Regions from separate parts of the Mus musculus genome. Here all the other regions are linked to region 1. The links are chromatin loops, found by intact Hi-C in ENCODE. Cell type or tissue: left cerebral cortex. All regions are shown on one strand. Each heading gives the region's core, and the rest is flanking DNA. Links, peaks and the distances in the headings are about the cores only. Region 1 holds the start of Gm39615 (a long non-coding RNA gene). Region 2 has its middle 83 kb from the start of Gm31581. Region 3 has its middle 78 kb from the start of Gm26145. Region 4 has its middle 72 kb from the start of Gm39615.

Region 1 (7,958 bases), core at 1,215-6,214:
CTTTGACAAGGGAGCTAAAACTATCCAGTGGAAAAAAGACAGCATTTTCAACAAATGGTACTGCCACAACTGGTGGTTATCATGTAGAAGAATGCAAATTGATCCATTCCTATCTCTTTGTACTAAGGTCAAATCTAAGTGGATTAAGGAACACCACATAAAACCAGAGACAGTGAAACTTATAGAGGAGAAAGTGGGGAAAAGCTTTGAAGATATGGGCACAGGGGAAAAATTCCTGAACAGAACAGCAATGGCTTGTGCTGTAAGATCGAGAATTGACAAATGGGACCTCATGAAACTGCAAAGCTTCTGTAAGGCAAAAGACACCGTCAATAAGACAAAAAGGCCACCAACAGATTGGGAAAGGATCTTTACCTATCCTAAATCAGATAGGGGACTAATATCCAACATATATAAAGAACTCAAGAAGGTGGACTCCAGAAAATCAAATAACCCCATTAAAAATGGGGCTCAGAGCTAAACAAAGAATTCTCACCTGAGGAATACCGAATGGCTGAGAAGCACCTGAAAAAATGTTCAACATCCTTAATCATCAGGGAAATGCAAATCAAAACAACCCTGAGATTCCACCTCACACCAGTCAGAATGGCTAAGATCAAAAGTTCAGGTGACAGCAGAAGCTGGCGAGGATGTGGAGAAAGAGGAACACTCCTTCATTGCTGGTGGGATTGCAAGCTTGTACAACCACTCTGGAAATCAGTCTGGCGGTTCCTCAGAAAATTGGACATAGTACTACCAGAGGATCCAGCAATACCTCTCCTGGGCATATATCCAGAAGATGTTCCAACCGGTAAGAAGGGACACATGCTCCACTATGTTCATAGCAGCCTTACTTATAATAGCTAGAAGCTGGAAAGATCCCAGATGGCCCTCAACAGAGGAATGGATACAGAAAATGTGGTACATTTATACAATGGAGCACTACTCAGCTATTAAAAAGAATGAATTTATGAAATTCCTAGGCAAATGGATGAATCTGGAGGGCATTACCCTGAGTGAGGTAACCCAATCACAAAACAGCTCCCATTATATGTACTCACTGTTATGTGGATATTAGCCCAGAAACTTAGAATACCCAAGATATAAGTTACAATTTGCAAAACACATAAAACTCAAGAAGAACGAAGACCAAAGTGTGGACACTTTGCCCCGTCTTAGAATTGGGAACAAAACACCCATGGAAGGGGTTACAGAGACAAAGTTTGGAGCTGAGACAAAAGGATGGACCATCTAGAGACTGCCATATCCAGGGATCTGTCCCATAATCAGCCTCCAAACGCTGACACCATTGCACACACTAGCAAGATTTTGCTGAAAGGATCCTGATATAGCTGTCTCTTGTGAGACTATGCCGGGTCCTAGCAAACACAGAAGTGGATGCTCACAGTCAGCTATTGGATGGATCACAGGGCCCCCAATGGAGGAGCTAACGAAAATACCCAGGGAGCTAAAGGGACCTGCAACCCTATAGGTGGAACAACATTATGAACTAACCTGTACCCCGGAGCTCTTGACTCTAGCTGCATATGTATGAAAAGATGGCCTAGTTGGCCATCACTGGAAAGAGAGGCCCATTGGACTTGCAAAATTTATATGCCCCAGTACAGGGGAACACCAGGGCCAAAAAGGGGGAGTGGGTGGGTAGGGGAGTGGGGGGGGGAGTGTATGGGGTACTTTTGGGATAGCATTGGAAATGTAAATGAGGAAAATACCTAAAAAAAAAAGAATACTACTTTATTTCTGCCATACTAGAATCGTCTTTTTCAAGTGTAGGAAAGCATTCAAACACTTGGATAATTTATTACATACCAATGCTGAAAATCAAACAGGAGGCCTTGACCTCATCACACCAGATGCTTTTCATAATGAGTGTGTACAAATATAACTGGGATTTCATAAACTTTATTTTATAAAGAATAATTTCCATTTAGTATCTGACAGTCATAGTTCTACATCTGCGACTCCCAAATACTAACAGTCTCCCTTTGATGTTTTGTGACAGTCAATGTTGGCTTGTCCATGACAAACTATTGTTATGATATTTTCTCAATTCTAAGATTTCACAGCATGCGTTGGAAAACTGCTCCTTTAATTGATGGAGGAACATTTAAAAATATTAAGTATTTTCAGGGTGGTTTATCGTACCTAAGTGTATTTTTGAAATAAAGTTTATTAGAGCCAGGCGTGGTGATGCACGGCTTTAATCGCAGCACTTGGGAGGCAGAGGCAGGCAGATTTCTGAGTTCGAGGCCAGCCTGGTCTACAGTGTGAGTTCCAGGACAGCCAGGGCTATACAGAGAAACCCTGTCTTGAAAAACACAAACAAAAAAACAAAGAACAAAAAAACAAACGAAATAAAGTTTATTGCTGTACTTGTATACATACATGAGAGGTGAGAATACAGTGATCAATGTATCCTTGGGATCTGTTTTCTACAGAGGGTGCTGTACACAGTAACTGTAGTTGAGTGGACACCAGGGAGCACTGGGATAGCCAAAAATCCAATTTGGTTCTTCTCCTCTATTATGTATTTTAACGAAGTAAGCAGATGGTAGATGGATTTTTCTCCCTCTGGAAATGGCTGGTTTTGAAAGACTCCAGAATGCTAGTTTTCTAGGCACGGTTGTTGAGTACCATACCACGTCTTAAAATATACACTAAACTTTGCCAGGAAAATTAATCTACCCTGCAGCAGATGGATACATTTGTAAAAATACACAGCCACTGCTGGTGCCTCCAGCCTTCATCTGTAGATTCAAGTGTAAACATCTAGAATCTCTCTTTGTTCTTAGCTTCTTCTCAGTAATACAGAAGTAATTTCTTCTCACCACCCCTGCTCAATGCAATTAGGTTAGAGAGCCACATCACAATTGTTTTTATTGTTTGGTTTTTAACCGTTAACTAAGCTTCTTGGAGTGTGACTCCATGATGTTCGACTACGTCGTTTAGAGATAAAAGAAGTGTGGTTTTCCTTTAAAAGGGGTAAAATAAGCATTTCCTGAGCGATAGCTAAAAGTTACAGGTACTAGTGGTTTGCACAGAAGAAAATATACATGCTCTCCCCATCTGGACCAGGATAAAGGCACTCCATGCACGAACAAACCAAACTCTATCCAAATGGCTATGCAACATTTGGTTTATCCACCAGCAAAATATGAGTCTGTTTTCAATTCTTGCTTGTGGTGAGTCACTTAGGCATTTTACATAGATACTTAATTCTCACTAGCTTTATTTCTCTAATTCTCAGAGAAAAGTTGAGAATAAAAAAGACTTTTACCGTAAGGTAGGAAAACAGATGGCAACAAGGGAGATTATTAGTGCCAGCGAAGGAGGCAAGGCACAGAACACTCTGAAGCTGTGTGGGCTTTTTCCGAGGCACAATTCTTAGAAGCTACTGCCATCTTCTGGCTTTTCTAAGGAGGTGCGGAGGTGCTTTCATTCTAAATCACTTCGACATGCTGAGAGAGAGAGAGAGAGAGAGAGGGAGAGAGAGAGAGAGAGAGAGAGAGAGAGAGAAGACCATTCCTGCAGCATACAGATTCACAATGAAACATCTATATTACATTGTCATTTGTGACACAAGCTATGGATGTGGTAAGATCTCAGATTTGCTCACAATTCATGTTACATGACTTACATCGATTTACACTAGATCAAATGCCTGTAGCATATCGATTCCTGTTATAAAATCCTGTTATACGCATAAAAATACTACAGAATTGTATTTTGAGCAATCTTCTCATTCAATACTTTTGTTTAGCAATATGTTTCAGGTAATATATATATATTTCAGTCACTATATAACAATATGTAATATATAACATATAGCATAGCATATAACATATATCATATAATACATAATATATAATATAACTTGCAGGCTAAGGAAATGTTTCTTTTATTGTTTTAAACTATGATTTAAAAGATTAGTACTTGAAATGTAAGTTCCTTCAAAGTAATGAAAATCACAATTATCATACTTCTGCAGCTGTTAGGTGCTCCACCTAGACGACATTTTTCTGATACATTTCTGATGCATTTCTGATACATTTCTGATACATTTCTGATGCATTTCTGATGCATTTCTGATGCATTTCTGATACATTTCTGATACATTTCTGATGCATTTCTGATACATTTCTGATACATTTCTGATACATTTCTGATGCATTTCTGATACATTTCCTGAGATTGTGAAGGAAAGGCTTACTTTGGTTCATGAATTCAGAGGGTTGCAGTTTCATCATGGTGGAGTTTATAACAACGGGGGGGGGCATGCCATGCAATATAATATGATATGAATAATATAAGATAATATATCTAATCTAATCCGACCTCCAACCCAAACAATGCTACTCGCTGTTCCCATATGAATATTCCTTAATGTGTTTTGTGGCATCTCCTTCCCCTACATAAAGCTCTCCGCATGATGGCCATTTATCACCCCATTTATCTTGTTCTGATATGGACAAAATTTTGGTAATATATCTAAATTCTCACAGAAGTCCAAGAGTATGTGACAACTGTAAGATAATATGGAATTTCTTATTATTTTTGTCTTGTGACAAAACCAAATTTACTCTTAATACTATTTTAAATTTTAATTAATTTTTACATACATGGATGTTTTGCCTGCATGTATGTCTGTGTACCCTCTGTGTGTTTGATACCCTTGGAAGCCAGAAGAGGGCCAATCCTCTGTGATTGGAGTTACTCATTTTGAGTTCCTATGTGAGTGGTGGGAATTGAACCCAGGTCCTTTCGAAGAGTAATCAGTGTTATTAATCACTAAACCTGAGACTGCCAGACAATTCTGTCTCAACTTGCCACACACACACACACACACACACACACACACACACACACACACACACACACAATAAATTTAACACAAAAGGCTAATTATAAAGGATGAGCAGCGAAGAAGCAGAAGGATACCCAAACGTCTGAGCCTAGAGGACAAAAGCCTAACTAAGACTCAGAACCTCCGTGAGGATGCACCTTCTTACTGGGGCTGCTCAGAATGGGCACAGGGGTCCGGGAACTAGTAGGTGCTGCTGCCGCAGCTGTACAGGAGGGAAAACCAGCGCCCTAGCTTCTCTTTTTCCCCTATCGTTGTGTCTCAGGACATCTTCCTTGGGTAAGGACCATACAATTTGCACAGGTTGAGTTACGGATCGCAGGGCAAGCAACGGAAGCCTGATACTATCGATGATGGGGGCAGGTCTCGCCGTTGTGGTCTTATCCTCAGAAGTGTTGAAAAGGCCACTCTGCTGTTACACCTTTCTGCCTAGATGCTCTTTCCTTTCGTGTAGGAAAAACAGCTCTAAATTCTTCCTTCTGTGCTCTCCTTCCTCTTAGATAGCCTGGCAGCTGCGGGGAGGGGCGGGTCCATGACTGATGTAATGAGGAAGGAAAGCCTTTATTCCCTTAAGACTTGGCTCTGGTGGGTCTGCCATGTGGGACCTCCTCCATTAGCTCTTCTCATCTTTCCAATGGGTGCATGAGGTCATCCCCATGGCAGTGCGCATTCACGCGTGCGTGCGTGTGTGTGTGTGTACGTAGATGTGTATTCCCGTGAACGTGTACATGCATTTGTATGATAGGCCATATATATATATCAGTCTCATGGAGCACTGGGCAATGCTCCTTAGGAAAAAAATATTTTTAAATTCTTGAAGTTAAATATGTAAGATTATGAGATGAATCTACTTAATTGAAATATAATTAAGTTTAACACAAATTTTGTCATAAAAAGAAAACATATGCTTCTTTAATAATGCATTTAAATACAGTGTAGCAGCAGGTGTGATAATTACAACAATTTCAAACTGTGAGGAGCCGCAAAATATTTTAATGCAGTTTATAGCATTCATAATGAGATCTTACTTTTCTTGGTAACAAAATCACAGCTACTGATAATACTGTGGGTTTTTTCTTTTCCCTTCCTTCCTTCCTTCCTTCCTTCCTTCCTTCCTTCCTTCCTTCCTTCCTTCCTTCCTTCCTTCCCTCCCTCCCTCCCTCCCTCCCTTTTTCTTTCTACAACCCCTTCAATTTATAATGGAGGATTTACGTTTCTGCATTCACAGGTCACCAGTGACCCACCTGATTGTAGCAGCATTGTTTCCTTACTTGCAAGCTAATTCTTTTACCTTCAGTGTTTTCCTAGGCATCTTCTCTTCTCTGTGGCCTGTCTACACTGCCCAAGCTATCCTACCCTCCGGGCCCTGCCCACACTGCCCTGCACACTCTGCCTTCCTGCAACATTATCTCTGTGATACAGATTCTTAAAAATGCTGTCTCACCAGTTGAGAAGCCCTTGTGAGAGACCCATCAGTCTCTTTTTGCCAGCCAATTGCATCTATGCTTCAAATCTACGCCTTACAGAATGCTCAGATTCCAGGCTACCACACACCAGTGCTGATAGCTTTGGGTTGGGTATTGGCCACAAGGAACATCCTCAGCAAACAAGACTGTTTGAAATTATTCAGATGACCAGCAGAAGCCTTCGACATTGTAATAATTCCACATGTCTTGCAATAGGTACACCCTCTCTCCTACATTCAACTTTATGTGTGGTCTCCATTGCCTGTCTTCTTTCATTTGAAACTGTGACAGAAATTGTGCTTTGTATCTATCTAGGTGAGCTCTGGTGGAAATCACTCCGTTCTTCCACCAAAACAAACAAATAAACAGCAGCAACAGCAGCGGTAAGAGCAGTAACAACAAAACCCAAAACAACCTTAAGTCTTAACTATCCTCCCTGACATTCTTTCTATTCCTCCCTCCCTCCCTCTCTCTTATTGCTTTTGTTAGGTTGCATTTGCACTTCTGTCTTCTCGGCACTCACTAGACTCTCTCTGCATACACTGACATGGAAGGTTCATGAGAGTAGACTTTGCCATTTTTGTTCTCTGCTGAGTCTTAAGTGCTTAGAGTGTTGTCTGGGGTAGAAACACACTCTCTGTCCACCTTGTTTTTCTTCTTGTTCCTCCTGCTATTTGTCACTCTGGGTAATATTTTTAACCCAGTTTGTGTGGTTAAAATGTTACCTGACACAGGTGGCTGTGGATTACAATTCAGTAGGGAGGTTGCTAGGCATCTTGAAAGATTTTCTGGTTTTTGTGTCCAAAGCTCAGGGTCCTGGAAAGAGGGGCAAAATGTAAGCCCTCCTTAGGGATTGTCATAAAAATGTGTGCCCTTGGTTCATAGTAGTACTGTATGGGTGGTATAGTTTTCGAGTTTGTAAGGTATCCTGAAGGACAGCACCATGACCCTAAATGGTGGTCCAGGTAGTTCTGTCACAGTGTGTAATAGACATTTTGCTTTGGTATAAGGTTCACATTTTCAAAAAGATCTGTTTATTTTATGTAGAAGAATGTTTTGCCTGCCTGTATGCATGTGCACTGTTCAAATACCTGATATCCAGAGACACCAGAAGAGGGCACCAGATCCCATGGAATTGGATAGGTAATTGGCCTTGTGTGTGTTGGGACCTGAACCTGGGTCCTCTGAAAAAGCAGCAGGTGCTCCTAACTGCTGAGCCAGCTCTCTAAGCCCCAACATTCCTTTTATAGCATTAGGAAAGAAAGCAGGAACTTCTGAGGGATGCATTTCATAGGACCATGATTTGTCCTAATATATTGTTCCATAAAGTTGGTCTGTTGGTTAGAAGTTACACTGGGCCAGACACCATAACAGTTTATATTCCATCAACTATGTTCATTACTAGAAATGCCCCAAGAACCATTTTATTAGGAAATATTTATAAATTATGGTCACTGCTGCTCTGCCATTAATGCAACACTAGTGTTAGAATGCTGCCTTTTTTAAAATATTTTTTTATTACATATTTTCCTCAATTGCATTTCCAATGCTATCCCAAAAGTCCCCTGTCTTAGTCAGGGTTTCTATTCCTGCACAAACATCATGACCAA
Region 2 (7,958 bases), core at 1,786-6,785, 120 kb after region 1:
AATCTGTAGTTCCGTTTGTATATACTTCATGTTATCATTTGTTTTTTATCTTTTCTGATGCCGAAAGACAGACAAGAGAGTCTGGGGAGGAGGTATGCAATTTTGTTAAAATGGGACATATACTTAATTTAATCTTAGGTGAGTTGGGGTGGGCACAGTGACTTACTTGTTAGGATTCTGTCCTGGCATCCCAGGGGAAGAAACTCCTGAAGACAGTCAGCTGCAGCACTTGCCCCAGTCTTTCCTCTCACTACTGGGATGGACTGTGTACTTTAGCCATCCTCCTAATGAGCTGGTGGATCTCACCATATGTTTCCCGTTACTCTGTGTGTGCTGCCCCAGCCTTGTGGACTTTATTTAGCAAGACACAGATGGTGATGGGACAGCTGCCTTGCAGTGAAATCAATGGTCACTTATCTACATCCTTACGCACTCCTGGATGCTGGATGTTGTACAAACGGGGCACATCAACTGGATGTCATTGTTGATTGGTAGACTCCCCAGGCAATCTTGCATTTGTTTCATTCTGTACTCAACAATTTGAAGGAAAGTCTAGGCATTTATTTATCTAGCCTACATGTATAAAATTACTTTTAACTTTAGCAACATGAGGAATTACCAGAAGTCTGAGAAGTAGTATTCACAAACATTTTTTTAATTTTTAATCAAAGGAAATCTCATCTGTTAAAAAAAAAAAAGGTTGTGTGTGATTTATTTTCCCTCCCCAGACATTCAGGTCAGTTCCTCTCCTTTCTGTCCTGGGTTGTGTCTCAGAGGACAACCTTTGCTGTTGGGTGCCAGGGAATAAAGGGAGTGGGAGAAAACCTATGTCCCGCCAGATTTCCAGTGCTCTGAGTAGGTGGACATGGAAGACTGCCACATGCTTTCAACATGGCCCTGGATGGATGTCTGGTTGTGGGAAGCAGTCCAAGGCAACAGATTCTCAGCCTTGGGCATCCTGCTCTGGATACTGCGGAAGAGCTGAGAACAAATGGGGGCCCTGGGAGCGGCTTGGTCAGCCTCAGAGCCAAAGGGAGGAGAGGGCAGGGGGAGAGGGTCCACTAGGTGGTTCCCATGAGGGCGAGAGTCCTTGGTCTGGTCGGTGGCTGGAGGGCAGGAAGACCTTCCGGTGGGAGGTTACACATTAGGGGAAAACCTATCCCATCGTTCAAGCATGGCAGGCCTCGATGAACAGAGACAGTATGTGATTTTAGAGCTTTATTGTAGAAAGGCAGGGAGAAAGGAGAGAAAGTAGAGAGAGAGACCGGCCTTGGCCACATGGAGAGAGGCGGGGAAGGGAGAGGGAGAAGGAAGGCTAGAGAGTAAGAAAGGTGAGAGTTTAAAGAGAGTGAGGAGGGGCCCAGCAGCCCCTTTTATAGTTGCCTGGGCTATAAGATAATTGTGGGGAGGAGCATAACTGGCTATAGTCAGGTAACTGTAGGGGTAGAGTCTAGCCAGAATGCCAGAAGCTTGGGACACTGTCTGCCTGCGTGATTTATAGTCACAGAATTATGGAGTTGGGGGGTCTGTGGTGTCAGGCACCTGGCTTTGGGAACGTGGCACACTTTTCTGTCCCTTGTAGAGTTCTTTACTGGGTCGCAGGAGCAAGCCTCATTCAACTAAATTAGGCTGCCTTTCATAGCCCCACACTTCACCATTCCTTTCCTGGGGAGCCTGGGCGGTTTAGTTAACCAGAAACCCCTGTGGCAGGTTGGGAAGGTGGAGGGAAGAGAAGTTCTTGGAAGATACCAAGGGCTCTCTGGCAACAGCTCCTGTCAGGCATCTCCATCTCAGCCTTAGATCTCCTCAGGATCCTCTCAGCACCTTGTTAATACCCTTCCCTGTGTGTAGAAGAGTGTCCCTAATCTTCTGTGATGTGGTGTGGCAATGGTCTCATAGGTCTCCTTAACATTTCATCCCGTCTAAAACCAAAATGGCAGAATGTCTCTTGGGGCTTATGAGTTGAATTTGGATTCCTGTGTGGGTTCAAGCTGATATAAAGTAAATGCTTTGCTTTCCAAAATCATTTTGTTTGGTTTTTGGAAACAGTTGTCATCCAATCCAACGGGAGGGAATCTCTGATTATATCCCCCTGGGGTTGACATAATCAATGAGTGGAATTCAGAGTCCACTTTGTGGCACTGAGCAGGCCCTGCACCATCCTATATTACATCTTCTCATTGCTGGCCACTAGCCACTGGGTGATTGTGAGCACACAGGAGTCCTCAGGGGGAGGCTGTCGGAGAACACAGGCACACAAGCACATGCCAAGGAATGTGGCCACGTAGATTGTCATTCTGTTCTCCTCTCTCCTTCCTCCTGACCTTTAAACCTTTAGTTTGAATGAATGTTGATGAAGTGTGGTTTTCGGGCTGAGAACTTACTCAGTAGACACTTGTGTTGCTTCATACTTCCAACTGTGCATTAGGATCTCTGGGAACTTTGGAACATGGTTTCCTATGGACTTTGTTTCCTGGTGAATAAAGTCATAGTGGTACTTAGTCTTAGTACTTAGTCTACCACAATGGTACTTAGTAATTAGGTAGTACTTAGTACTACCACAAGCACTATTCACTTAGCTACTTAATCTTCCTCACAGGTGTGCTTAAAGTCAGTAGGAGTGCTATCACCATTGGGAATGTCTGTGGGTTCTGGCTTACTCTTCTATAACATGAAATAGTAGACAATGACTAAATGGTGTTTAGAAGTCTGTTCATACATCATTTTTTGTTGTTGTTGTTGTTCCTAAGACTTTGCACAGTGGAGAACAATTTGAATTTCACATTTTGGAGAATTTCTTCCACAGGTAAAGAAGTGGTATATTCTTTTTTCCTGTGGGTTTTTTTGTTTGTTTGTTTTTTTAGACTTATTTATTATATGTAAGCACACTATAGCTGTCTTCAGACACCCCAGAAGAGGGCACCAGATCTCATTACGGATGGTTGTGAGCCACCTGTGGTTGCTGGGATTTGAACTCAGGACCTTTGGAAGGGCAGTCGGTGCTCTTAACCGCTGAGCCATCTCTCCAGCCCTACACTATTTTTCTCTTTTCCTTTAAAATTTTTATGTGTAAGTGCTTTGCCTGCATGGGTGTTTGTACACCACATTCGTACAGTGCTCTCAGAGGCTAGAATAGGATGCCAGATCCTTGTGAGTGGGAGTTGGGGATGGTTGCGAGCTGCCATGTGAATGCTGTGAAGTGACCCAGCGTTCTCTGAGAAAGCATCCAGTGCTCTTAGCCCACAAGCCACTTCTCCAGCCCCCCCTAACATATATCCTATATTGGCGAAGGCCAGTATAAGATCAGTGTTAATAAAGATCAGAAGGAAAAAGGAGGATATACCACAAATGTGGTTAACGACTCAGAGCCTAATATGTAAAGCTGTAGCCTTCAGAGAGGGAAGGAGAGAGGAAAGACATACAAAGTGATCTTCAGAAGTTCAGAAAAAGCTCCAAATTCAATGTACGGGAAGCTGGCGACCAGGCGTTCGGCTTCCCTAACTGTGAGAGACTACATTGCCACTATTTAAGTACCCAGTCCATGGTAGTTTGTTATGTCAGCGCAAGTTGCCTAGTACTCAAGACAGCTTTAATTATTGGTAATATAGACTGCTAACTACTTAAAAAAATTTCAAGCCTGGGGAGAGAAGATAATTAGGTATGGATTATAAGAGTTATTTTTAGTGATTTTTTTTTAAAAAGTAAAAGCACGTGACAGCTCATGCTTCATTGTTAACTGCTATTTTGCAAGGCGAGGCAATTACGTTCACTGTAGGGGAAAATGTCAAATGTTGTGAACTTGCTTAATTTTGAGCATGATTTTATAGGGGACAGAAGTTGCCTTTCCTGTTCATCTAACATGGGTCACTTTCCAATACTAATCAGAAAGAACACATGGGAAAGATGTCCTATATTGGGATCAGGCTGACCCACTTTCCAGTCTGCATTGACAAATAGCTGCTTCTGTGACTTTGAATAAGTCATTTTATCCCCCAGGCCTCAACGTCTTCATCTGTTAAAAAAAAAAAAAAAAAAAAAGAGTGGAGTTCAGGAACTGAATGGTGTCTGGGGATCCTTTGTGCTGCAACATTTTATCATTGTGCATAAACACTGATTTAGCTCAACTTCAATTTACCACACTGTGATAAGCTGCAGAAACGATGCTTTTTTTTTAGCGTTTTTATATGATGTACAAAAATATTCAGTGAAGTCTAGATATCAATGTATTGATTTAATTTTTTAGCAGAGAAAATAAAATAGCATGATTTTCAAGTATCGATGCAAAAGAAATAAAATCATATGCTAGACAAACAGATTTCTTTCTGTGCATGTTTTATGCAAATAGGCCATTTTAACTCTTGCTATGTTAGGAGATGGACGCTAGGTGGCAGCAAAGAGTAAGCTAATGTTAAAATGTGAGAAAATGCACCCTCTGTCCAGGAGTAAAAATCCCTCTATCATAAACGCCACTAGAATTGTCGCCACACTCCTCTATTTAAAGAAGCTAGATAGAAAAAAAATAACAAATAGAACTTCCAATCAAAGCCAGTGAAATGGTCCTATAGTGAATTTTTACTCCCTTTAGAGATGTTAGTTGGCAATATATTAAATGTAGAACCTTTTATGGAAATTTCTGTAATATGGATTGTTAATAAGCACAATGTAGTAAAAATAAGATAGAGTTACTTATAATTTCCTTTGTTTCAAAATTTACATGGATAACATATAGCTAATTCAAAAGGGGATTTCAAGACATACCATTTTGAGCTCAGTGGTAGTAAATGCACCGACCTCGCTGTATTGTATTTGACATATCACTTCTTTAAATTATATATGTTGACTCTTTTCTTTCATATTCATTCTTATAATTTAAATTCCAAAATGTGAAATAATGTGATTTTTAAGTATATTATTGCAGTAAGTCAACATTTAGTTTCTTACTCTAGTTTCCATGTAGCTGCTTTCCTACAGCTTTCCTTGAAGCGCTTTGCTTTGTGTAAGAAGGACCATGCAGGGGCTGGTGAGATGGCTCAGCGGGTAAGAGCACCCGACTGCTCTTCCGAAGGTCCAAAGTTCAAATCCCAGCAACCACATGGTGGCTCACAACCACCCGTAATGAGATCTGATGCCCTCTTCTGGTGTTTCTGAAGACAGCTACAGTGTACTTACACATAATAAATAAATAAATCTTTAAAAAAAAAAAAAAAAAAAAAGAAGGACCATGCAGTCCACCCCACAAGAGCTTTCTGAAGTTGTTTGCAGAGGCAGTTAACCACAAGCTACGTGTGCCCTGTGCAATAGGAATCTAATTGGAATCCTAGATAAAAATTTCGCTTGGAGTGCAAGATTACGCCATGGGTTACGCAACACCTAATAGCAAATTCAGGGTGCCACAACACTTCCGTAATAGCAGGCTGCGGCTGAGGGAGAGAGGGATGCCCAGATGACACCTTTTGTTCTCATTTTTGATTGACAGTCTCTGACAATCTTTGTGACTGTGGGGATATTGCTTTTACAGGTATGGGGGGGGGGGGCAAATTTCTGATGTCTAAAATATGCAGTCACCATCAGATGATCGGTAGGTCTTATAGACTTTTTAAAATTACATGACTCCTGTTCCACTAAGACTAAGCTAAAACAAACAACAATAGTCTCTGGAGTTGGCATTTATTTTCTTAGCCATGTTTTGTCTCTTCTTTGACCCGTAACAGGAAAGCAAAACCAGGAAATGAAGGACATATGTGAAGAGGTTTGGGGAGCTTCTGCATTTTTGGTTAGTATTGCTACTGACTGCCTAGGGGACTTAGAAGTGAGATTTTTGTCTGTTCCACACTTCTGCCCAGCAACCTTGGCAGAGGACCTTAGGGCATATGCCAAGATAGTCCATGTGGGTATTTTGGGTGTTGATAACAGCATCAGATGCATGGAATGTGAAGATTTATGTCTTATGCTTAACAGAACTTAATCTCCCTGAGCCTCATAGCTACTGTCTGTAAACTGTAGATCCCGATGACTGAGGAAGGCAGGCCTAGAGATGAACAAAGGACGCGAATCTTCACTGCCTGCTAGGGGAGAATTTTTGGGAAACTCTGCCTGTTAAGAAGTATGTTTCTAGACAAAATAGAGGCTCCACAATTTATTCATTTTTAAAGCTCAAATGTCAGGGGTTCTATTCACCAAGGATAACAAAGAAAGGAAGGAAAACGAGAGAGTACAGTTTATTACCTTAAACAGTAGGTGATTTTAAGAATTCTCACATCAAAATCCATGTAAGTAGACTTTACAATAGATAGAATTCCATATAAAATAGAATTGTAGCACCTTTAGCTTGTTGTTCACTGATTTCACATATTCCCAGGATCCTGGCCATTGTACTTTGTCCCCATAGATTATTCCAGCAGAGTGACCTTGTCCGCGGATATATAATCTTTTAAAGTTCGCTTTAACTCTCACCTTTGAAGATGTTTAGGCACTACTCTGGAAATTGGGAATTAATCTAGTCGGAGAGATCCTCAACTTTCAGTTACCCCAGAATAACATCACAGACTAAAATACTCCTGACCACATGGTGCGACAAGCCACACAAAGGAACAATTGCCTTTTCTTCTTAGACTATAATGGCCTAGCAGGAAAGGCTCTTAACATTTTTATTTTCTGTGCAGTTGCTCATTTCATAGCATACTGTATGTAAAAGTTAAACAAATGCCACTTGGGACTTTCACAGTGTATTTAATGGCTCAGCATGTCTTGTTTCTAGTCTCTGGGAACTGCAGAACCTGAACAATGCAGCTAATGGCAGGTTACTCTCTAACCATTATACCAAAGGCAGAAGGTGAAGGACTGGAGATGGCAAGTGGTTAAAAATGATTATTAGAAGTGGAACTAGACCAAGAGCTTGTGTTGCATTTTGATGATTAATCTAGAAGCCAAATTGCAGCTTTGGTGCAACGTTGGTGCCTGTGATGGTTAATAACCGAATCCTAAGTCATGGAGCATGCTCGGTGTTTAGTGATACTTCACCTTATGATGCACATAAGCACAGAACACTATACATGTATGGAAAATAACTTATTGATGTCATTAGCTAAAGATGGGACTTCATAAAAACGACAAACATCTGAGTAGAGGCTTTATAAATTATATTTTATATGAATGCTTAATTCATTACCAAACAGAAACATTCTCAGTGAGTATTTGTGAATTTCTGCACAGAATTTTAAAATGAATATTAGTTCATTTGCTATTTGACTACTACAACTTGATTTCTCAGTTTGCTCAGATCTCACTCATTGTGTGATATTGGGGAAGTTACTCAAACCATGTGAGCTTGAGTTTTCTTAAGAGAAATAGGGAAGGTTACCACCAAATTAAAAGTTACTATCAGGAATAAATAATACATGAAACTGTGCACACATATCTCAGCACATTGCATGACTAATGTTGCACTTGATAAAATACAAGTGAATTCAGATCTCAGGTCCTCTGACATGGGGTCAGTGGCTTTGTATTAAGTCAGACTTAAAGAAAGCATCGGCTAGTCATTATTTCATAACCCATGGCCAAAACACCTGATAGGCTTTGAAGATTTGCCTTGTGGACATTTAAAAGTCATGCTCATGAATCAATTAGCATTTCTGCTGATCTGGAAACAACTTGACTTGAGCTAGGCTTCCTTTCTCCCCTTCTCTTCCCCCGTGGGCTCATCATGGTTGAGCTGTTTTCAGAGACAGCACTTCTTAGATCTCACATTGGTTTAATATTCTGTGTGCCTTCTGCAGCTAGGCTACCCAAGACCTTCTCAACATTAATTCTGATGCATTATCAGCCTGTCAGAAGAAATGCTAGTTGCTGTAGAATCTCTAGCCCATGAATCTAGAATCTGTAGACAGAAACAGAAGCCAGAAGAAGAAGCTGATTGTCTTGTGTTAAACTCCTCTCCTGGCATAGGATGCTATGTA
Region 3 (7,958 bases), core at 1,671-6,670, 640 kb before region 1:
ATATCTCTTCATGAAGCTGGAGAGATGACTTGGTGGTTTCAAACACATACTGTGCCTTTAGTCCCAGCATTTTCAAGGTAGATATATGTGGATTTTTGTGAGTGCAAGGCCAGTTTGGTCTACAATGATGAGAAAAAAAATGTAAGGGCAGGCAGAGTGAGGGACTAGGCCAAAGGTAGTCACCCGATGCAAACCAACAAATGCCTGAAAGACATTACTTGCTACACCAATTAGAATAAGCCAGCTACTCTGTTGCCTAAATCTGCCCCTTACAAGGTATAAAAAGTGTGTTCTTTGTTCAGGGTCTCTCCTCTTGCTTGCATGCTGAGGGGGGTCCCCAACACATTGGATCAATAAAAAATAGTCTTTTGGTTTGCAGCAATGTCAATCTCTGTGGTCTTTGTGCGTGATAGTCTTTTGGTGAACTCCAACACAACAATGCACAACTCCAATGAGGCCACACCTCTTAATAGTGCCACTCCCAGTGACCAAGTATTCAAACACATGAATCTATCAGGGAATCAAACCTGTTCAAATCACCACATTCCATTCCCCGGTTCCCATAGGCTTGTAGCCATAACATACTGCAAAATGCACTTAGTCCAACTACAAAATGCCCCACAGCCAATCACAGTTTAAACAATGGTTAAAGTCCAAATTCTTCTCAGATTCACGCAATCTCATAACAGTTATCCCCAAAATATCAAAATCAATAAGCAGATCACATACTTCCAACATCAGAGGATATAGATTACCATTGCAAAATGCCATAGTGAGGAAATACTAGACCACAGCAAGACTAAAAACCAGCTGGGAAAACTCCAAACTCTACCTCGCAATGTCTGATGTCCAATTCTTTTTGGCTTTGTTGACTGAAACATACTTCTTTATCTTTAGCTGTTTCTGCACCCTTTTAGCAGCTTTCCTTGATAGGTATCCCATGACTCTGGCATCTTTAACATCTTGGGCTCTCCAAAGCAACTTCAACTTCATAGCTTCTTGTTTCAATCTATGGGATCCATACATGATCTTCTGGGCTCTTCCAAGGGGCTTTGGTCACTTCTCTAACTCTGCTATCTATAGCACTCTAGGCTCTGGCTGATTCCACTCCACTGTTGATGCTGTTCTTAGTGGTAATCCCATTGGTACTGGTATCACCAATTCACTAGGATCTTTCACAGCAACTAGACTATACTTTTACTAGGAGCCTCTCTCATAGGCTTTCTTCATGGTACCAAGTCTTAAATTCATTGCATGACCCCTTCAGTCATAAGCCTTTAACTGCCACTGAGGCTGCACCTTCACAAATGACCTTTCCTGGCCTCTCAAAGTGCCAAGACTGAAGCCACAGCTGTTCTTTATTAGCCCACTTCTTCTACCAACTTCTTTAGTAGTAAGGATTCTCTAGAGTCACAAAATGTATAGAATGATTATATGTATATTTATATAATTATTGAATTCCATATATATATATATAAATGGCCTTCCATGGCCTCCTCACAGTGCCGAGCCTCAGCTGCTCTGCGTGACCCCTTCATGCCTTCAAAACCAGTACCCTGTAGTTAACTCTTACACATTGCTAAGTCCAGCCACAGCCCAAGGTACAACCTTTGCTATCTGTGGAACACAGCCTCTTTGTGCTCTCAAAAAACACTTCCCAGAAGATGTCACTTCAATGATGCTGGTCACTTCTTAATCACCGCTAATTTCTTAGCTCCAGCTAACCAGCATCAACAGTCCCAGTAATGCAAAGTTTTCACGTTAGTAGTTCCGGTATCTTGTTAATCACAGCTAATTCTTCAGCCCCAGCTAACCAGAACCACAGAATCTTCACAATCAAAGTAACAATGGCCCTGAAAAGAGTCTTTAATCTTCTCTCTGAAATTTCACAAGCCAGGCCTCCATCTTCTGCACTGTTCTCAACATTATCTTCCAAGCTCCTACACAACATCCCAGAGTTCTTAACACCAAATAGATCTTCTAGCCCAAAATTCCAAAGTCCTTCCACAGTCCTCCCCAAAACATGGTCAGGCTGTCACAGGAATACCCCACTATGCTGTTACCAATTTGTCTTAGTCGGGGGTTTTTTTTGTTTTTGTTTGTTTGTTTTTAGTTTTTCGAGACAGGGTTTCTCTGTATAGCCCTGGCCTGGAACTCACTTTATAGACCAGGCTGGCCTCGAACTCAGAAATCCGCCTGCCTCTGTCTCCTAAGTGCTGGGATTAAAGGCATGTGCCACCGCCTGGCTAGTCGGGGTTTCTATTCCTGCACAAACATCATGACCAAAAAGCAACTTGGGGAGGAAAGGGTTTATTCATCTTACACTTCCACATTGCTGTTTATCACCAAGAAAGTCAGGACTGGAGCTAAAGCAAGTCAGGAAGCAGGAGCTGATGCAGAGGCCTTGGAGGAATGTTTTTTACTGGCTTGCCTCTCCCAGCTTGCTCAGCCTGCTCTCTTATGGAACCAAGACTACCAGCCCAGAAATGGCACCACCCACAAGGAGACCTCCCCACTTGATCACTAATTGAGAAAATGCCTTACAGCTGGATCTCGTGGAGGCATTTCCCCAACTGAAGCACCTTTCTCTGTGATAACTCCAGCCTGTGTCAAGTTGACACCAAACTAGTTGGTAAAACTACCATCCCAGGGATGGCACCACCCACAATGGGCCCTACCCCCTTGATCACCAATTGAGAAAATGCCTTACAGCTGGATCTCATGGAGGCATTTCCTCAAAGGAGGCTCCTTTCTCGAGCCTATGTCAAGTTGATACACAAACTAGCTAGTACACCAACTAACCACACAGTGCCCAGTTGTGAATGGAAAGTCCAAGAATCTAGTAGAGTCTTAGTTCCATGAGGCTGGATGTCTTCTGTGTAAGATGGAAACCTGAAGAAGTAGATTCCAACAGATGTGCTGGCAAGTTAGCGCAAGTGGGTGAAGAAAGAACCCTTCCTTCTTCCATTGCCCTATGTAGGCTTCCAGCAAAAGGTATGGCCCAGATTAAAGATGTGCCTAAAGATCTGGACTAAAGGTGTATATCAGTCCAGAGTAAGAGCATGTCTCATCCCACCTCAGGATGGGGAATCAAAATTTTGTGTCTTCCAGCCTCAAGATCAAGGTCACAGGGGTGCCCTCCACTTCAGGATTGTAGTTCATTCCAGATATAGTCTAGATGATCACAGAGACTAGCCATCACAGGCAAATACACGAAGGACATTTTATGTTACCACAAGGATACTTGCTCAACCATGCTCATTGTTACCCTATTTTTAGTAGCCAAAAATAAGTGGAAACATTATAGATTCCTTCAACAGAAGAATGGATAAAGAAAATGTGGTACACACTTTACACGTTAAATCTTCAGGCAAATTAATGAAATTAGAAAAAAAAAAACCTCCAGAGTGAGGTAATTCAGACCCAGAAAGATAATTATGGTATGTATTCATCTAGATGTGTACATTAGCCATTAAATACATGATAATCAAGCTAAAATCTATCCACCCAGAGAAGTTAGGTACAGAAGAAGGGACTAGAGGGGATTTCCCTGGAATGGGGAAGTAAAACAGATTTTATGGATATACTGGAGGAGGAGGTTTGAACGAAAGGATCAAGTGAAGAGGAGAGATGCATTTGAGGGAGAGAACACAGGAGATACAGCTAGAATCAAGGGGCTTTAGAGGGGTGGTATAGGAGTGCAGTGGAGATTTACTGATATATGGAGTCAATCTTAATCAAGTCTCTGAATATTGAGGGAGGACCCGAAAGCTACAATCTGCCTGCCTTCAATTATTCTAGGGCAATGGTGGAACACAGCTTGAGAAAGTAACTAATTAATGTCTGATTTGACTTAAGGCCCAGATGGAATTCCTATCTAACACTGGATGACCTAGAACCAGAGATAAGGTAGTTCAGAGACCTAGGATAAAACCAAATAGTACTGGTCCAAATATATAACAATAAAATGACTCCTGATGATATTCTGCTGTACTCATAGATTGCTGCTTTATTCAGCCAATATCAGAGAGTCTTCCCTCTGCAGTAGATGGGCAAAACATGCAGGTGTGTTTTGCACAGAGAGAGAGAGAGAGACAGAGACAGACAGAGAAAGAGAGAGAGTTTGGGTCTAAATGAAATCCCCCACCCACCCCCACACACACCCCCTGACTCCACCACCAGCTCAGGGAACTCCAGAGAAGAGGAGGCAGACAAAGTGTGGAGGATGTAGGGCACCAAGAAACAAGGCCATCTTAATTAATTAAGCAAATTTCATGTGAACTCACAGAGACTGAAGCAGCAAGCACAGGGCTTACTTGGGTCCACACCAGGTTCGCTGCATACAAAGTGGGGCTTCAGTTTAGTATTTTTACGGGACTCCTGAACATGTGAATAAGTGGGTCCCTGATTCTTATTCCTTCTCCTTGGGTTCTTTCTTGTCTGATGGTTTGCCTTGTACAACTTCGAAGTGATGGTTTTGTTATCCTTTTATATTTTCTTTGTTTAAATTAAAAAAAAAAAAAAATCTTTTAGACAATGCCTGCCACCAGATGGAGCCAAATACAACTACTGTAGGACATTGAAGCACGTTCAACTAGAACTCAAGGTTGTTTTAGACTCTAGGTTGTTCAAATGGATTCATCTCATCGATCTTACAATATGCTTGATGATTGGCTAGTATAACATCAACCTACTTAGGGACACAGTCCTCTCATGTAGTTGATGTTATGAAATACAACACAAAATAATTGGCAGAAGGGAATAGGCACTAAAAAGGTTTCTTCCAAAGTGTGCCGCAGAGTGATATTGAGAAGGGTCTTACACCATGCATTCCGTATTCCCTTGCTCCAAGATTTACATTCAGAAATAATGTAGCAGAAGGCCTTGACAATTCTTAGAGAAAAGACGCTAATTGCTTTAAGCCATGTATTTTCAATTCCCACTAATTAACATTTTCCTAAAGAAATTTTCCAGGTGAGTATTAATCTAACAATCAGATGATATGAGGATTTAGAGACAGGAAACCACCACGGAAGGCCTGCCTGGGAGAATCTAGCATCCTGTACCTCCAACATCTCTTTAAATCTCTTGAAAAAGAAGTCACATTCGCTGAAAAAAAATTGATCAGGAAAACATTTTTCAATAGCGATTTATTGATTTTTGTCAGGAGAGGGTTAGAGTGAAGTATTCTTGCCGTGTATTTGCACAAGATAAAAATAAACACACTATTAGCTTTTTCTACTTTCAATTCTCCCACTTAAAACTCTTCTTCCAGCCTAGCTCTCTAATTTCTTCTTTTTCCTCTTCCCACACTAAGCTTCCAAGAAATACCTGCTTTGAGTTGAAAGTTCAATGCTTCTTAAACTTGCTTGCTCCAGTCTACAAAGGGTTACTAGGGACTTAAACAACACAGAGATCTTCTGTTCTCCACCAGCACCCTAACATGCTTTGTTCCCATCAAAAAGTAGTTTATCATAGTATTTGCTTTAAATCTCTCAATAGCTACAAAATCTATAACTAAGAAATCTATAGTACATAAGAGTCATAACTACAAGATCTATAACTAAGAAAAGTGATATATATACATTTCATTCATTTGCTTGATATATTTACATATATATATACAAATGTATAAATTAAGTATTTACTAAACATATTGCACATTATTTGTTACATATACTTATTTAGCAGATAAATATGTATTATTGAGCATACATAATAATAGCTGCTTTCTTATGTATACATAATATGGTGAAAAAAAACTTTTCTGTGCATAGGAATTCTCTGACCTGTTAACTTTGGGGGAAAATAATGACCCTGGGACATTTTTAAATACTAGGAAGAAAATGAAGGACACAATATTCCTGTCTGTTTAACACAGATATAGCACGTTGTGCCAAGCCTTGCATCTGAACACCTTGAAAGCACTAAATCATTTGAATCAGAGGCTCTAATATTTCACCTTCAATAGCAAACACCACAGCTGGGCTCCTCTTGCCTGCCTGTTCTATCACTTGGTGTGGGAATCCGGAGCTTCGCTATCTCCAGGGCAACACTCTTCCCTTCCCAAGCTCTTCCTTCACTTACTACACTGTAGCTTCCTGAACTCTGCTCATCCATCTCCACTTTTCCTTGGAGTCCCATTATCTAAGCACTGTGGTGTCCAAGTGAGCCCTTTGGGCCAATTTCTTGACACGCCTACTCTCTTAGACACTCCCACTCTCTTAGACACTCCCACTCTCTTAGAAATCCTGTGTATTCACTCGAACTCGTTTGACCTCCAACTTACATCCAGAAAAGAAACTTGTCCTTTGAACTGCAGCCTTATTCAGTATCCTCCTAGACATCTCAGATTAGACTGATGGGTAACAAAGATTTTAATAATAATGGATACAAAGCTGAGCTTTTCACCTTTTCCCTACTTTGGAGTCTTCCCCAGTCTCAGCAAAGCTACCTTTGTTCTCTAGGTTGCCTCTCCAAATACTTTGTAATTATCCTGGCTGTCTGCTTTTCACATGACTCATCTCATCTATCAGGAAATTCTATGGCTGTAGTTTCAACGGACTTAGATCCCAATCCCTTCAAAAATCAGGTCTCTTCCACCTACCTCTGTACAGACTGGCTTTGCTTGTCAACTTAACACAATCTGGAGTTATCACAGAAAAAGGAGCCTCCCTTGAGAAAATGTCTCCATGAGATCCAGCTGTAAGGCATTTTCTCAATTAGTGATCAAGGATGGGAGAGCTCATTGTGGGTGGTGCCATCCCTGGGCTGGTAGTCTTGAGTCAATGTGGAAGTATAAGCCAAATAAACCCTTTCCTTCCAAACTTGCTTCTTGGTCATGATGTTTTGTGCAGGAATAGAAACTCTGAGTAGGACAACCTCTCATCTAGATTATTACAATAGTTCCTTCTCCAGGAGTTTGTTCTTTCTCTACACTTCTGTTTTACTCTGTTCTCAAGTTAGCTCCCATGATACTGTTTTTAAAAGATGAGTCGCACTCTACATCTCCAGAAACGAAAACCAAAGTCTATGTTACCAGCCTAAACCCCTAATCTCTGTTCCTCAAGCTACACTGACGCCCATCTTGCAAACACACATCTTTGTGTCTTAGGACCTTGTCATTAGAAGACCCCTGGCACTGAGCTGTACTCCTTCAGTTGTCAGCGTTCATTGTCCTTCCCTATTCTTTCATCTGTCGGCTTCTTGATGGGCATGATAGCTCCTGGGCCCACTGCTCTTACCTACTCTTGTTTCTCATGGCTTCCCACTACTTACTCTATTAATTCGTTAAGTTTTGTCTCCACTCTGGTAGGATGGAAGCTTACTGTACGCAATGATTTTTGGTTCAGCGAACACCCTTTGAAGTTGGAATAATAATTTAAAATGTTGGTTTTTCTGTTGTCTATTAGTTCATGACCATCTTCAAGAAGTGTTAAGAAGGAACAGAAATGAGCACATTCAACTCTGAGCTGGGCATGAGATGGTCATCTATATGATAACATGGTTTTTAAGAGGGAAACAAATATTCTTGAAAAAATTAACTTCTAAGCCTTCTTTACAAGCTACTTTATCCTTCTGCTCTTTCATATACTCCTCCTCCTCCCTTTTCTCCTCCTCTCACCTTGTCCTCCTCCTCCTCATTCTGTTCCTTCTCTTAAAGAGTCAACCCTATATACAAGAAAGAAAACATCTACTGTATTTGGGGCACAATCCACTACTCATTCTGATTGCTTTCATAGTGACTGTAAAATTTTAATTTAGTAGATTCAAATGTGTGGTTATATACATTTACAATACCATGACAGTTTTAGTCACGTGAGTTATCCCTCTGCACTTTAAACTCTCTTTACTGAAATAAATAAAGCTTACTTCTGAAATATCCCAAGCCTGAAAAGTTGATTTTCTAGTCAATATACTAGTCATTAAGTAATGCCGTCCCTGTTGAAGTCTGAAAT
Region 4 (7,958 bases), core at 1,621-6,620, 72 kb before region 1:
CTGCCTTCTTTATTGGCTCCATTCTCCCAGGTCCCACTGCCTGTAAAGCAGTGACTGTCACCTACATCTGGAGTTAACCAACCTCAAGAGACTGGGTAGATGTGCCTGTGAGGAATATTTTCTTAATTAAATAATTTGCAGGGGGAAGACCCACTTTTAATCTGGATCTTTTGAGGTGGGAAGAGTCACCTTTAATCTGGGCCACACCTTCTGCTGGCATCCTATGAAAAAGACACAGAAGGAGGAAGCTTGCTCCCTTTGCCTGCTTGCTCTCACTCTTGAGGGCAAGTTCATTCTTCCACTGGCATTAGAGCCTGCTTCTTCAGGATATTGATGTATACTGAAGACCAGCTGAGACATCCAGCTTTGTGGACTGGATTCATGGACCTTCCATTGGTAGACAGCCATTGTTGAACTAGCTGGGCTACAAACTGTGTGTGTGTGTGTGTGTGTGTGTGTGTGTGTGTGTGTATGTGTGTGTCTGGATGAGGTTAACATTTGAGTTGGTAATTTGAGGAAGGCAGTTTGCTCTCACTGGTAAGGCTAGGTCCGAATGACACTGCACACATGGTCCCCATAATTAAGTAAACGAATAATTTAATTTTATAAAAGAGAATTTATATGCTAATGACTAATGTTGGTTTAGGGACCATACTTTAAGAGTTATTACACAAAAGCCAATTTCTGGCAAACTGGTAACACAAGGAAAAGATGTAAGTAAGCAGTTGTGTTGGGAAAAGACCCTGGTAATGACAAAGATGTTTGCTGTCAGTAGTTCTGAATTTTCTGAAAGGCATTGGCTGATTCTTCCTTCCTTCCTTCCTTCCTTCCTTCCTTCCTTCCTTCCTTCCTTCCTTCCTTCCTTCCTTCCTTCCTCCCTCCCTCCCTCCCTCCCTCCCTCCCTCCCTCCCTCCCTCCCTTCCTTCCTTCCTTCCTTCCTTCCTTCCTCCTTCCCTCCCTCCTCCCTCTCTCTCTCTCCCTGCCTCCCTTCTTTTCTTTCTCTCTTTCTTTCTCTCTCTCTCTCTCTCTCTCTCTTTCTTTCTTTCTTTCTAGATTTCATTTATTTATTTTATGTATATAAGTACACTGTAGTTGTCTTCAGACACACCAGATGAGGGCATCAGATCCCATTACAGATGGTTGTGAGCTATCATGTGGTTGCTGGGAATTGAACTCAGTACCTCTGGAAGAGCAATGAGTGCTCTTGACCACTGAGCCATCTCTCTAGCCCCATCGGCTGATTATTACTGGTGGCCTAGTCGTTTTACTTTTTCTTCCTCTCCCGCCTCCTCTATCTTCCTCTGATCCTTCCTTCCTTCTTGCTCATTCACTGTAAGACCACCATCCATAAGTCTCAGCCGGGATATGCTGTAGGTTTGTAACAGATGACCTTCTCTGTCGACCTGATGGCTTAGATGCTAGAGTGTGGTCTTTTTGAACCATAAACATTGTAGGGAAATGATTTAATATTTCACAGAACAAAACCAAACATACTTTATTTGTAGTAAGGATGTGTATGCTACCCTACAAACATTTGGGTTGGTGTCATTTGTTAAGGTATTTATAGAAATATGAAAGACTAAATCAGATGATCTTTCACCTTGTGTTTTGACTGCATTGCTAAAGACAAATTCTATAACCTTACCCCAAATGTTAAATTCTTCCACTGGGTTCTGTCTACTTTGCTACAAATAATTATAGTTACCTCTAACTGTGGGGAGTCTTGTTAAGTAACACTGTTTTTAAAAAGATGTAACTGTAGAGATTTCAATTAAGCACTTCCAGGGTGGGCTCAGACATCTGCTCTTACGAAGCTGCACTATTTCATTTTTTAGAGTCTAGACAGATGAGTTTTTGGGAACCTTGGATTGCTGGGACAGATGTGGTTTGGTTGTCATGGAAAGTGGGCAATAGCTGTCAATGCTTTGCAGCAAGTACTAAATGCTAGTATACAAGGGAGCACAGACAAAAGGGAGGATTCAAATGATGGAAAACAAATCTGGGGTTTCCAACATCCATCTTCAAGTCCATGGGTTAAGCAGACCTTGTCAAGGAGGTTCCCCTCTTCAGTAGGCGCCGTGGAGACTGCCATACTTCCTGAATGCACAGGGCTTTGCAAAACTGCCAGGTGGCAGAGCACAGCCTGCCTGATTCTATAGTTTGTGCTCTTACCACTGTCTGTAGCCAAGAAAACAGCAAGCCTGTTTCAGGAGCGGTGCCTAACCTGCTAACATGCAGGTGGGTGTGGCTGTCGGCTCAATCTCAGTATAGCCTGCTGTGCAAGGGAAGTGTGTTATCTTTTTGTAAAATCAGGCACAGGGAAGTAGCATAAGTTAAGCAACAAAGCAAGGTTATGATGCTCGGAGGATAAAGAGCTGGGGTCCCCATGTTCCAGAGATTACACTCGGATCTCTATTCTATTTCAGCCTCTGACACAGAGGAATTAGCCAATTTATACCACTTCGATAGAGACTGTATCCATAAATAAGTGACAAGGTGGGTTTGTGGTGTGTGCGTCCTAAGTACTGGAACTAGAGCCTAACACGTACCAGTCAAGTCTCTATACTGACATAGAACTTCTAGCCGTTGACAAGTTTTGATTGACTTTTCTCCGAATCTTTCCTTCATTGAGTGCAAGAAACATCTTCTACCTTTGTCCACAAGCTTACCTACCTCCTTGAATATACTGCTAAGAGCCTATTGATTTATCATGCCTCTATAATCCTTTTCAGACTATCTCATGCTATGAAAGTACTGCTGGTCTCCTTATTACACTTCGCACAAAGCCACACTATGCTTTAAAAGCACCTTTAAGGCGCTCTGCTGAGAATCAGGACTGATTACATCTTCAGAGAAAATGTTTGTTAGAGATTCATCGGCAGAATGAAGTGATTTTTATTAGAACCTGCCCTGTGTTCTGCAGGATTAGCCATGTTTTCCTGAGTTGTGAGTGCCGGCAGGCAAGAGGATGTTGCTGGGATGGCTCCTGCCTCTGTTCCTAGGCTTCGGCTGGACAGCAGCCTGGCCCTGGCCGAGGGCCTGAGGATACCATCTGAGCAGTCTGGTGATCAAATCCTCGGGGATAGATCTACTGGGAAGCTTATTTGTACCGTGTGAATTATCATTATAGCAATTCAAAGCATGCTTTTATTTCATAACGGGGTTTATAGCCAAGGTCTAAGCCTGTTTCTTTTCTTTTTCTTTTTTCTTTCTTTTTTTTTTTTTTTTTATTTTTTTGGTTTTTCGAGGCAGGGTTTTTCTGTGTAGCCCTGGCTGTCCTGGAACTCACACTGTAGACCAGGCTGGCCTCGAACTCAGAAATCTGCCTGCCTCTGTCTCCCAAGTGCTGGGATTAAAGGCGTGCCTGTTTCTTTTCTAACCAATGTAGTTTTTAATCCAAAGATAGTGTTGGGTTTTTTTCTTTTCTCTTAGCATCTCACACTGTAACTCATATTACTATATTACTATGTAGCCAAGGTCAGCCTGAAACTCAAGGTAATCTTGCTGTAGTCTCCCAAGTGCTGGGTCTAGGTGTGAATGGCCACACTAGGCTTTCAATATTCCCTTTAATCTTGGTAGCTTGAAGTGCCTCTGTGTGCCATCTTGGTGGTATGGGTATGATGAGTTGAGTTTGTTTCTTTTCTTTTCTTTTCTTTCTTTCTTTCTTTCTTTCTTTCTTTCTTTCTTTCTTTCTTTCTTTCTTTCTTTCTTTCTTTCTTTCTTTCTTTTTTTTTTCTGGAAAGGCTTTTTATCTCAGTCCACCAATCCTCTCCCTGGGCACCAGTGCCAGCCGCGTCCACCAAGGGCTTCCATTCTGACAGTCTTACGAGTATCCTACTCCAATTAACCAACCCTTGCTCCCTCCTGCCCGGAGTCACTATAGCCTATCTGTCCTGGGCAGTTCCTAGTCTCCAAGAAGAGTTATCTCCCAGGCCTACTCATTCCAGGCTAGTGCCCAGCTCCAGTTCCCACACACACTGAATGGGACCTTTAGGCCTCTCAGCACTAGCTCTGTCCCCCCAGAAGCGGGCCTTCACTGACAGACAAGACAGGCCACCAGATGGTGCTACAACTGCCCAGTCTATACTGGGTATCCCACTCAGCCACATCCCTGTCCACAGATCTCTGCATCTGGACACAGGGAAATATCAGGGAGGAGTCAGCTGAAGAGGACAGCCAACTGGAGGAGCCAAAGGCCTGCTGGGGTCTCCTAGTCGTCGGCTGATGATCCGTGAGGATGTGGAGGGGTGGGCTGGACCCAGGCTCAGGGCATCGTTTGCTCTGCCCCTCAGCGGCAGCTGGGGCAGCACGCTTATTGCGGTGGTGGGGGAAGGTAGGCATGAGCTCCGGTTCACAGGCTGCAGGAGAAGGGCAGCTTCAGGGCTGGCCTGGAGCTGGAGAAGGGGCTCCCGGTGGGGCGTGCTCCAGGTCTAGACAGGACTCCTCACTTAAGCTGGCCCTGACCCGTCTCTCCCTTTCTTCTCCCCTGTGGGGCCTGTGGTCCCTGGGAATCCAATATGGACAAGCAGGGCTTCTCGCTAAGCTCCTAAGAGGACCTAAGGTGATCCCAAGAACTTACGCAGGGGCTTCTCCTTGAAGTAGGAGCTCTCCAGGCAGTCTCCCGAGGTTGCCCTGGGGAATGATAGTGACCTTGGCCTTAGAGAGGCCTATTTCACTCAAACTTAGCCAATCTCAACAGCCCAACCTAATTCTCCAACAAATGGGGACTGAGACCTAGACACTGACAGGCAGCTCAGAATGGCTCTAAGACCTAAGGCCACTCAAACTGGACACCTGGCACCTATGGGTGTCTGGGTATGTCTGGGAAGTGGGTATCTATGGTCTGTGTTGTGAGAAACCATCTTTAAAAGGTTTGTTGAATTGAGATGGCTCAGTGCTACATTGCTCACCTAGTGTGTGCAGGGAAGTTGGCCTTAGCTTCCGTTCCCGAGACCAGAAAAAGTACATTATGGATTTGGGTTTAAGATGTCCTTCCATCTCTGCAGAAGCCAGGGCCCTGTCCTCCTGAGGGGCAGGGCTGCCTAAAGGCAAGGTCTGTACCTTTTCTTAGGGTCATACATGAAGAGGAAGTTGAGCAGACGGAGTCCGGCCTCTGAGAGCCACGGGAACTTGTGCTTGAGGTTGTTATAGGGCTGTTTCCTCAAGCTGTACTGGCCGGCCAGCGGCAGCTTGGAGAAACCCTGTAAGAGGCAGGGACTAGAGCGACAGGGCCAGCAGGCATGGACGGGGACTGAGGGTTGTCGGTAACACCCACCGGCCAGATATTCTCACTCGGTGTCCCCAACAGCTGTACAATCAAGTCGATCTGGTGGATCTCGGAAGTGCCAGGGAGGAGGGGCTTATGGGCCAGCAGCTCTGCCAGGATGCAGCCGACAGCCCTGTAGAAGCCGCCGACCTCCACTTAGCAACTTATCAACACACACGTGAAGAAGCAGGCAAATGGCCATAAGGCTTTCCTACAAGGTCTGCAGTGCCAAGTGAGAACCTGAGGCTGGAGCCAGTGAGCACCCCAGCCGTGTTCTCATGCTCCCCCTCCTTGGGTGCTGCGGTCAGGCTCGCTACCACACCAATCCTGCTCCCCCTGACCAGGGCTGACCTCCAGGGCCAGAAGACTTGAGGCCCTGGGAGCAGAAACCATGCCTACCACATGTCAATGCTGGTAGTCTGGGTGGTAGTTCCAAGCAGCAGCTCTGGGGCTCGGTACCAGAGGGTAACAACCTTGGGAGTCATTGGCTTTACTGGAACACCATAGGCCCAAGCCAGGCCAAAATCAGCTGCAGCAGGGGGGAGAGGAGAAAAGACGATCCATCACTCAGTGAGGACAAACAAGCTGCTGTCTGTCTTTACACAGCCCTTGTCTGTCATGAGCAAGTTGGACACCTTCAGGTCCCTGTGGATGTGCAGGTACTGAAGGCCACGAAGCACCTGTAGCATGATGCATTTAACCTGGGCCATCGAGAAGGGTGTTGGCATAGTTTCCAATAGGCTGGCCAGATCTTGTTCGCAGTAACCCATGACCAGGAAGATGCTCTCCAGGTGGTTGCCCACAACCACCTCCTTCAGCTCCACAATGTTTGGATGGCAGAGACGCAAGAGCAGTGTGATCTCACGCAGGCTGCTGATGGGGATGCCATCCTTCTCTTTGTCCATCCGCACCTTCTTCAGGGAGGTAATTTCATCTGTCTGGGTATCCCTGGCCCGACACACGATGCCGTAGGTGCCCTCGCCAATCCGGTTCAGCTTCTCAAACACCTTAACGCTTCAGCATCTTCCCAGCCTGTGTTCTGGAGGCACGGTGAAGAAACCTTCCTTACGGATCCACTTCAGTCGAATCTGATCCGACTCCAGGTCCACCTCCGCCATCTTGAGTTTGTTTCTTACTTTGTCTATTAAATAAACCCCCAACGTTGGAGTTTCCGTATTCACAGCAGCTTCCCGAGATCTACCGTGTCGAACTTATATAAAAAGCATATTATGTAAAACAAATTAATTATACTCCCTCTTATAGTGTTCTACAAGTTCACTTTCTTATAGGATTTATCCCAGAATACTACTCTATAATTACTTATTTCTTGTGTGTGTGTGTGTGTGTGTGTGTGTGTGTGTGTGTGTGTACCCTGTCCAATTGTGTTGGTTTCTATCTAAGTCCCTGGGCCATAGGCAAGGGCTCCCTCTCCTGGTGTGGGCCTTAAGTTAGAGCAGTCGTTGGTTGTCCACTCCCACCAGCTCTGAGCCACCGTTGGCCCAGCACATCTTGCAGGCTGGACAGTTTGTGGGTGGGCTAAAAAGCATGATCCCAGTTCAGAAACCTGTCCCATGGCTACTTTCCAATCTGACCTAAAGTTTTAGTTTAACCAAAAACATTTGTTAACCATTTATCTGCCACTCCCGAGATGTTTACTGGGTATTTAATGTTCTTAATGAACATTACAAAGATTCCTGCGGCTGTGAGTTTACAATCTGCTGAACTCTCTCTCCAGCCGTGTTCTGCCGCTGTTCATCCTCCAGTCTACGTGTCTGTTTAGGGTTGTGTTTTAAGTATCTCCTTTTCTGGCCTGCATCATCTCTCCTATCCACACTAGCAATTCCTCCGATTGGTTCTCACACTACTCAGCTATGAATAGCTATGAATACTCTCTGTTCCTCTCTTTGGTGCATTGCCCTGTGAAATATCATGGCTTTTGCACATTAGCATGGATTCAACATTGGACTCATGCTCATGGAACCTGCAGGAGCTGAGGAGGCCCACAGTGGGCACATAAGGAGTGGGTAAAGTCCTTATATGCATCGTTGGCAAATACCATTGTCTCAGACCCATGGGAATTTGCAAAGCCTTTCTCTACAGGAGGTTCAGAGATATGGCCAAGCCTCCCTTGATCTGAGTTTATGGAACAATTGGCCAGAGTGTGCAAAAGCTGGCTACTACAGGGTCCTTCTCCCTAAGACTGCAAACCAAGACTGCTCCCCTACAGAGACCTTCTACTGAGATGAGCTAACCTCCTCCTCATGCTACACATAACACATGGGCTGAGGGGGTGGTGCAAGGCCCACCTAGTGAAAGAGTCACTGTACATGTGTTTGTGTGTCTGTTCGTTCTTCACTCTCTTATTACTTAGGTTCTCTCATTAGTTAGGTTCATAGGCAAAGTCATGAGAACACTGCACAGGGTCGATGATGAGATGCCACTTCACTCTCAGCCAATGCATTTGCAGGACCCTCCCTAGGACACTGTGGATTCAAGAACAGGTTGAGACCTGTTCTTGATACTTGCTTTGCCATATCCAAGGTTATAACTGTAAACAACACTGCTGTTAAGGTCTGCCACCAGCAAGTCATCACCATTCAGTCCAGAACTAAGATGAAGGGAATACTCACCAAGAGGAAACCCAGGAGTCCAGCTGGCTCTGCTTTCCTGTCTGGTTCTGAGTCATAGACCA

Evidence for each region. Hi-C counts contacts between places; a loop is a spot of excess contacts. Peaks named below come from ENCODE experiments on the same cell type or tissue, not always from the same donor. Only the 100,000 strongest peaks of a DNase experiment are listed, where the experiment ranks them.
Region 2: it touches region 1 in a loop (3-fold over the local background); 2 of 42 quality-filtered maps call a loop at or near these places.
Region 3: a loop joins it to region 1, with 11 times the contacts of the local background. A loop is called at or near these places in 3 of 42 quality-filtered maps.
Region 4: a loop joins it to region 1, with 4 times the contacts of the local background. A loop is called at or near these places in 3 of 42 quality-filtered maps.

The regions. Positions count from the first base shown.
Region 1 is chr1:30,696,046-30,704,003 of GRCm38, reverse strand. It overlaps Gm39615 (a long non-coding RNA gene), which reads left to right and starts at 3,502. Exons shown (of 3, transcript XR_865312.1): 1 at 3,502-3,615. In left cerebral cortex, for the core only: a CTCF peak has its summit at 3,384 (motif pointing left); DNase peaks (open chromatin) are centred at 2,676 and 3,387; H3K27ac peaks cover 1,031 bases.
Region 2 is chr1:30,581,472-30,589,429 of GRCm38, reverse strand. No RefSeq gene overlaps it. Among named protein-coding and RNA genes, the nearest start is that of Gm31581, 83 kb to the right of the region's middle. In left cerebral cortex, for the core only: a CTCF peak has its summit at 4,372 (motif pointing right); DNase peaks (open chromatin) are centred at 3,124, 3,895 and 4,398.
Region 3 is chr1:31,333,893-31,341,850 of GRCm38, reverse strand. No RefSeq gene overlaps it. Among named protein-coding and RNA genes, the nearest start is that of Gm26145, 78 kb to the right of the region's middle. In left cerebral cortex, for the core only: a CTCF peak has its summit at 4,554 (motif pointing right); a DNase peak (open chromatin) is centred at 4,559.
Region 4 is chr1:30,768,113-30,776,070 of GRCm38, reverse strand. It overlaps the pseudogene Gm6473. Among named protein-coding and RNA genes, the nearest start is that of Gm39615, 72 kb to the right of the region's middle. In left cerebral cortex, for the core only: a CTCF peak has its summit at 4,045 (motif pointing right); DNase peaks (open chromatin) are centred at 2,205 and 4,055.